2 separate regions of the Homo sapiens genome follow, and region 1 is linked to region 2. Evidence: chromatin contacts called from ENCODE Hi-C or POLR2A ChIA-PET data. All regions are on one chromosome and are shown on one strand. The core of a region is the stretch at or near the end of the contact, and the rest is flanking DNA. Distances in the headings are between cores, read along the strand shown. Region 1 overlaps TNFRSF14-AS1 (TNFRSF14 antisense RNA 1). Region 2 has its middle 24 kb from the start of PLCH2.

Evidence for each region. Hi-C counts contacts between places; a loop is a spot of excess contacts on that map. ChIA-PET counts read pairs that join two places held with the same protein, here RNA polymerase II (POLR2A). Pooled maps may share reads with other maps.
Region 1: a loop to region 2 is called in a map of PC-3, with 5 times the contacts of the local background. The contact joins two enhancer-like sites. A Hi-C loop is called at or near these places in 14 of 168 maps with a recorded cell type or tissue (IMR-90, PC-3, PC-9 and 9 more) and 20 of 50 pooled maps. POLR2A ChIA-PET finds 5 or more read pairs at or near these places in 3 of 52 experiments (PC-3, SK-N-SH and activated naive CD4-positive, alpha-beta T cell).

Annotation. Positions count from the first base shown.
Region 1 is chr1:2,547,046-2,550,493 of GRCh38, forward strand. It overlaps TNFRSF14-AS1 (TNFRSF14 antisense RNA 1), which reads right to left. Exons shown (of 7, transcript NR_037844.2): 7 at 2,875-3,229. Among named protein-coding and RNA genes, the nearest start is that of TNFRSF14, 7.6 kb to the right of the region's middle. RefSeq lists enhancers at 1,153-2,022, 3,239-3,448. Within about 2 kb of position 1,431, at least 38 of the 41 ENCODE cell types and tissues checked have a DNase peak (open chromatin) inside an H3K27ac peak, as active enhancers do; they include PC-3, dorsolateral prefrontal cortex and endothelial cell of umbilical vein, where a contact is called at or near this core.
Region 2 is chr1:2,450,586-2,453,823 of GRCh38, forward strand. It overlaps a transcript of PLCH2 not described here. Among named protein-coding and RNA genes, the nearest start is that of PLCH2, 24 kb to the right of the region's middle. RefSeq lists enhancers at 1,042-1,690, 1,691-2,338. Within about 2 kb of position 1,331, at least 3 of the 41 ENCODE cell types and tissues checked have a DNase peak (open chromatin) inside an H3K27ac peak, as active enhancers do; they include PC-3, dorsolateral prefrontal cortex and endothelial cell of umbilical vein, where a contact is called at or near this core.

The DNA of each region.
Region 1 (3,448 bases), core at 181-2,680, 97 kb after region 2:
GGAGCGGCCAGTCTACATATTGGAGGTGGGGCTCTGGGGAAAGGGTGTTGTTAGGAAGGCGGTTTGAGGCAGCGGGAGGTGGGGATGCGCCCGGCGGGGAGGGGCAGGTGTGTGGGGAGGGCCTGGGGAGCGCCTCCCCAGCCGGGCAGCGCTTCCCCAGCCAGGCCCCGCAGCTGGACCCCGGCTCCGTCCAGCCTGGGAAAGGACTCCACGGTTTATGCTGAAGTGGTGGTGGGGTGGGTGAACGCTGCGCAATGGAAGGGCATGGCCCTGTGCTAATTGCCCCGGGGTGTGGGGCTGTGGAGGCACTGCGGGGGGGATGTGCTGTGTCAGTTGGGCAATGGCGGCCAACTGTGGCGTGCAGGCCTTGGAGCTGCCCCTCCATGGAGCTTTAATAAAGGCACTAGCCCTGCAATTTCTGCCTGAGTTTCTGGCCCACAGCTTGGCCGACTGCAGCCCCTGAGATTGGAGGCTTCTGCTCAAGACGTGGGCAGGGAGCTCGGGGCTCCCTGGGCTGGGGCCCTGCCCCGCTGGCCTCTACCCTGGCCCCTGCTGGAAAGCCCGTCAGGGCTGCTCTGAGCTGGGGACAGCTCCTCCCTGCCCACAGCAATCTGGGGGAGCCCCGGTTTGTCCAGTGCCCCTGTGAGCCCTGCTGTGTACCAGCCACCTGTGGGAGTGTCCGCCAGTCACCTCCCAATAGCTCGGGAGGCAGAGCGACATGACTCCATTTTAGAGATGAGCAAACGGGGCTCCTGCACTCTGGGACCATGACAGAGACACAGGAAGTGAGAGTGGGCTGAGGCCCTGCAGCAGTGGGGGCCGGCCTTGGACCGTGATCCAACCCGACCATGGCTGCCCAACCCCCACGGGCTCACCTGGCCCCTCATCGAACCATGTATTACCCGAATAATTTATTCTAGTGTCTGGGCCCAGCCCCGTGTCCCTCACTGACAACCAGACCATGGAGGGCAGCCCTTGTGTTTTCCCAGGGGGAGGGGAGGGAGGAGGGGGTGGATTCTTAAAGGGCTGCAGTGAGTGTGGCCCCAAATGCACACCCAGGGTTAGGCACGCAGGTGATGGCACAGGGAGCCCAGGTTCTAGGAAGTGGCACCTGCGGCCGGGGAGGCAGGGCCTGGATTTTGCTGCCCCCTGGTGGCTAGCGGCCTGTCCAGGCAAAAGGCTTGGACCTGCAGCCCCTGTGGCTCAGAGGAAGAGACAGAGGAAGAGACAGACAGAGGTCTGAGGTCTCCCATCAGAAGTCTCAGCTCCCAAGGCAAATTCAGAGGTGGAGGGTCCCTTGGCCCTGTCCCAGCTCTGGCAGGGCGGCCCCCCACGTCCTGGCCTGCTGCCAGGGGTCGCGCCCACAGCCCTGCACCGAGCAGGGAAGGCCCAGGCCTGGGTGGGTCTTTCCGCAGGATCCTGGGATGTTGCTTAGGGGAAGCCGAGACCAGACGGGCAGTCACCTGTCTGGGAAAGCACCAGGCCCTGGCCGGGTGCGATGGATCACGCCTGTCATCCCAGCAGTGTGGGAGGCCGAGGCGGGAAGATCACGAGGTCAGGAGATCGAGACCATCCTGGCTAACACGGTGAAACCCCATCTCTACTAAAAATACAAAAAATCAGCCTTGCATGGCGACGGGCGCCTGTAGTCCCAGCTACTCCGGAGGCTGAGGCAGGAGAATGGCGTGAACCCAGGAGGCGGAGCTTGCAGTGAGCCAAGATCGCGCTGTTGCACTCCGGCCTGGGTGACAGAGCCAGACTCAAAAAAAAAAAAACAAAACACAAAAAACAAAAAGGAAAGCACTAGGCCCTGCGGAAGTCCCCATGGTGACATTCACGTCCTGGCCACGTGGGCGGGTGTAGGGGAGGGACCGCAGGGAGGCGGAAGTCCTTGTTTTTTCCTGCAGTCGGCCCAGGCAGGACCTGAGCAGCCTGAAGCCATGAGTCGCTGCCACTGCTCTTTCTGTGCCTGGTGCAGCCCCAGCTCATGGGGTCTGGGCCGCCTCTGATCCCATGCCCCCCACTTCACACTTGGGGTTCTGGCTTCCCCGCTGTGAGCCTGTCTCTCCTCCGTGGGACAGGCCAGCCTGGGCAGCCATCCCTGTACCCACTGCCCAGCATATAGTGGGTGCCTCATAAATGTGGGCTGAACAGAGCCTGCCCCTGGGGCCCCACCCTCACTGCCAGGCATACAGCAGGTGCCTCATAAATGTGGGCTGAACAGATCCTGCCCATGGGCCCCCCGACTTCCAGACATAAAGTAGGTGCTACATAAATGCAGGCCAAACAGAATCTACCCTGGGGGCCTCCACTTCCCTTTGATGGGGGCAGAGACCCTCTGCCGGGCAGCGGCCACCCAGTGCCTGGGACAGGTGCCCCCTTCTCCCACCCTGGCCTATCTTGGGGCATCTGAGGGAGGACAGGGCTGTGCCCCCCACTTCATCCTCGAGGGTCTGGCTTCCCCACCTGTGAGCTTGTCTCTCCTCCGTGGGAGGAGCAGCACCGTCGTTTTCACTTTCCGTGATGACCACTGAGTGAGAGAAGATGACGGCAGCTCCTGCGTTTAAAAAGGAACCATCCGCGTAACTGCCGCAGGCAGGGCCCGTGCTCGGGCAGTGAGGCCTCGGCCCTGAGAAGGCCCGGACCCCACAGGCCTGGCCCTGGCTGAGAGGGAGTTGGAGTCCCCCGCCTGGGGCAGCCCCTCTGCACCTGGGGTGGTGGAGCAGGAGCTTGGCTGCAGGCGGGGCTTTCCTCCCAGCTCTGGGAGCCGCTTCGCTGCAAACGCTGTGACTGCAACCTCCGCCACCCAGGTTCAAGCGATTCTCCCGCCTCAGCCTCCCGAGTAGCTGGGATTACAAGGCACCTGACACCATGCCCAGTTAATTTTTGTATTCTTCCTAGAGACGGGGTTTCACCATGTTACTCAGGATGGTCTCAAACTCCTGATCTCAGATGATCCGCACGCCTCCACCTCCCAAAGTGCTGGGATTACAGGCGTGAGCCACCATGCTCGGCCTAGGTGACTTTTCATGGGGAGATAACACACAGGCATGGTGAGCAGCGTGGCAGAGGACCTGTGTGCAGGGCCCTGTCTCCCGCCGGGGAATCCTTCATCTGGGAAATCTCCGCTGCGGGACAGGGATGCTGTGTCGTCAGGACGCAGCGTCTCTCCAGGGCACCCGGGCCTCCTCTGAGCCTCTTTGCGCTCTTTGGCTGCGTGCTTTCTTTCCTGTGGCAAAAGGTACATGACGTTTTATTGACCATTTCAGCCATTGGCAAGTGTGCAAATCAGTGGCTTTAGTCCATTCGCAATGCAGCTGGACCCCACCCTTTCCTGATTCCCGCAGGCCAGGGCTGAGGGCGGGGAGGGGCCTGTGCAGCAGCCTGAGACCGGCTGTCCAATGGCAGAGCTTCCTTCTGGGAAAGCCATGGGTCCCCTGGGGCCCCA
Region 2 (3,238 bases), core at 81-2,580:
CACTCCCCACCTGCCCCCCACTCGGCCTGCCCTCCAACTCCAACTCCCCCCCTGCCCCCCGCTCCCTGTCTGCCCCCCTGCTCCCCGCCTACCCCCCTCTCCCCGCCTGCCCCCCCGCTCCCCGCCTGCCCCCCGCTCCCCGCCTACCCCCCGCTCCCCGCCTGCTGACTGTTGCATCCCAGGTTCCAGACCCTTGGACCAGGCGCGTTCAAGGCCAAGCACGTGGGACCCCAGCCTGGGCTCAAATCCCCACCTGTCCGCCCACCAGTTGCTGGACTGTGGGTTTTGGGGACATACCTGTGTCTCTGGGTCTCAGTTTCCTCATCTGTGAAAAGGGGGTGACAGTGGTTGTGAGGGTGAGCAGGTGACTTGTAGAGAAGGAGGGACAGCTCGGCAGTGGGACCCCCGCCTGTGCTAGGGATGTCGGCTCCCAGGACACAGCCCTGGCCCTGGCCCTGCCATAGGGGCTGTGGCTCGGCCACCCAGCACACGCTGTCTGGAAATAGGACTTGAGGTGCAATTTGGGGCAGGGCCTGGGGTCCAGGCCAGCAGCTGGGCCGAGTGCGCTCCAGGAGGGAGGCCTGTTGCTGGTGTCCACGTCAACAAGGTGCCGGGCGCTTCTCCACTCCCCAGGGCCCTCCCCCTCCCAGCCAAGGCAGGCGGTGGTGGGCTTGCCTCGTGTCCCGATTGTGGGGTCTGGGGCCAGAGATGTGTGTGCCTCCCCGGCCCCCGAAGATCATACGCAGTAGCGTCTCCGAGGGATGCCACTAGCAGTGACAGGCAGAGATTGTCGCGGAGAATGTGGCTGATGGAGGTGCGTTTCTGGGCTGTACAGATCAGTGCCGCCCCTCTGGACTGATCAGTGCTGCCCAGCTAACCCCTGGCAGCCCCAGTAGGGCTTCTGGAGGAAGCCCCTCTACTCCAGCCCCAGGAACTGGCTCCAAGGGCCACCGTGAGGCCAGAGAGCCGCGACCCACCAACATGTCCTATCACCGTGGAGGGCAGCCCTGTGGGAGTCTGCGCCATGGGTGGGCTGGGGGCTCTCGGGGGCTCTGACCCCTCAGAGGGTCAGCCACCGTTGGCAGCAGGGAGCCCTTCCCCCAGACCACAGCCCTGGTAATGGGGGCAGGACAGGCCAATGGGACCCCTCCCTGGGGGCTGGGCAGCGAGTTGGCCCCACCGGCCTGGGACCCTAACGTGCTCTTGGCCCCAGCCCTGCCCCCACTGCGTCTGGGCTGCCGGGGGGGCGGTGGGTGGTGGTGGGGGGACTGTGATTCAGGCTGAGCTGTCACGGATGCCTGTCATCGGCATGCTGGTGGGGAAGTGTCTGTTTGCACAGAAAACACGTTCTGAGCCCCGGGATCTTTGTCATCCTTCAGAAATGCCAACCCTGTGAAGTGAGGTCTGCTCTGCCGTGGGCCTGTCGGAGGAGGCTGAGCAGAGACTTCCGTCTGGGCCCCGAGCTTTGGCAGTGCACGGGAAGGCGCCCCCTCCCTCTGGCCCGAGGCTCCCTTGCTGGTAGGGGCAGCGGGCAGCCCCCACTGCATTGCTGAGCCTGGAACCACGGTGGCCGCCGTGTGCAGCCAGGTGTGCAGAAGGACGGTGGAGGCTGAGTGCAGCTGGGCCGCACGACCCAGGATGCTGGAGCTTCAGGGAGCAATCCGGAGGTTCTCCAGAAGCCGCTGAGGCCTGGGTCCCCCTGCCGCCCCCCATCCCCCGGCCCTGCCTGGCAGGTAGCAGCCCCGTGGAAGTATTTCATCTTGGCTGAAAGGCAGCAGCTGCCGTCCTGGAGTGAGCCCCGTGGAGGGGGGCCTATCTGGTGGGGATGGGAGCCCTTGATCCTGCCTCCTGCTCTCCCTCCTGCCCTGGCCCTCCCTGCCTGTTCCCTGCCCCAGCCCCTCTGGCCTTTGGGAGCGGCCACCGTGAGCAGCAGGAGGTGAGGGCTGGTGCTGAGGTGGGGTCCACCTCCCTCCAGCGGCGCCTTGCAGGCATTCGGGGAGCAAATGCACCGTTCACTCCACCCCAAGCTGCCCCAGAGAGCAGCAGATGGGCCCAGGGAGGGGCTTAAATAATTCACAGGCCCTGGGGACAGGGGATGCTAGCCTAGGGTTCCCCAACCAGAGGCTGGGCATGAACCTCCCTTCTGGGGCGCCTGGCCACCCAGTCAGCCTTGGTCCTGGGAGGGCCTGGAGCTTGGCCAGTCGCTGTCCTCAGCTGACCGCCGCTGGGCCTGGCCCCGGGTGCAGCAAGTACACAACAAAGGCAGTGCCTTTGTTGCCCGGAGCTCAGCAGAGCCTAGAGGAGGACAGCCTGGAGGAAGGGTGCCTGTTGGCACCTGGTCCTGGCTTCTCAGGCGGGAAGTCCCGGCTCACCCCACCCCTTCCCATGGATCCATTCCCGGTGGGGGCGCCCCTCAGTGCTCTCAGAGTCCTGGCTCACCCCGCCCTTCCCCGTGGATCCATTCCTGGTCGGGGCGCCCCCTCAGTGCTCTCAGAGCTGGGACTCCTCACCACCTCCACCCAGGCCTGGGCCGCCCATCCCCCACCGTGCTACAAGCCTCCTGCCTGTCCCCCGATCTTCCAGTGGGGCAGCCGGGACAATTTGCCAAAACGCAAGTCTGCCCCCCGACAGCGCCAGTGCCCCCACTGTGCTCGAGATGTGGTCTGTGGGCGCCGTGCTCCCTGGGGCCCTTCCCCGTGTGGTGCTGCTTGGGAGGTGAAGACCCCTGAGGCATATGTTTCCAGTCCGCCCTGTTATCGCCCATTGCAAAGATGAGGACATTGAAGCTGGGGATGGCAGGCGGTGCAGGGGAGGCCCTTGTCCTATCTGGAGGGCTCACTGGGAGCGTCTGTGCACACCGCAGGCCCTCCCCAGCCTGGAGAAGGGGGCCACTGGCCCCGGAATGCTGACAGTGATCTGGGCTGAGACACGGGGCTCACAGGACCTCCTTCACGTGTCCAGGGCCAGTGTCTTCACAGGGCCCTGTGGCCTTTGCCCTCCCCATTGCCCAGGGCCACCCCCCTCTGGCAGGGGCAGGACCCTCCACCACCCCTTCCTTCCACCCCCTGTGGAGCAGAGCCCCATCCTCCCAGCAGAGGAAAGTGCACCCCAGTGCCTGCTCTCTGCTGCCTCTTTCTGGGGTCCTTGTTCCTGTGTGCAGCCCCTGGACACCCTCTCCTGACTCCAGCAGATGCCAGCCCTGGGTCCAGCCTGGTGCCTGTCCCCGTCTCCCGGTGGG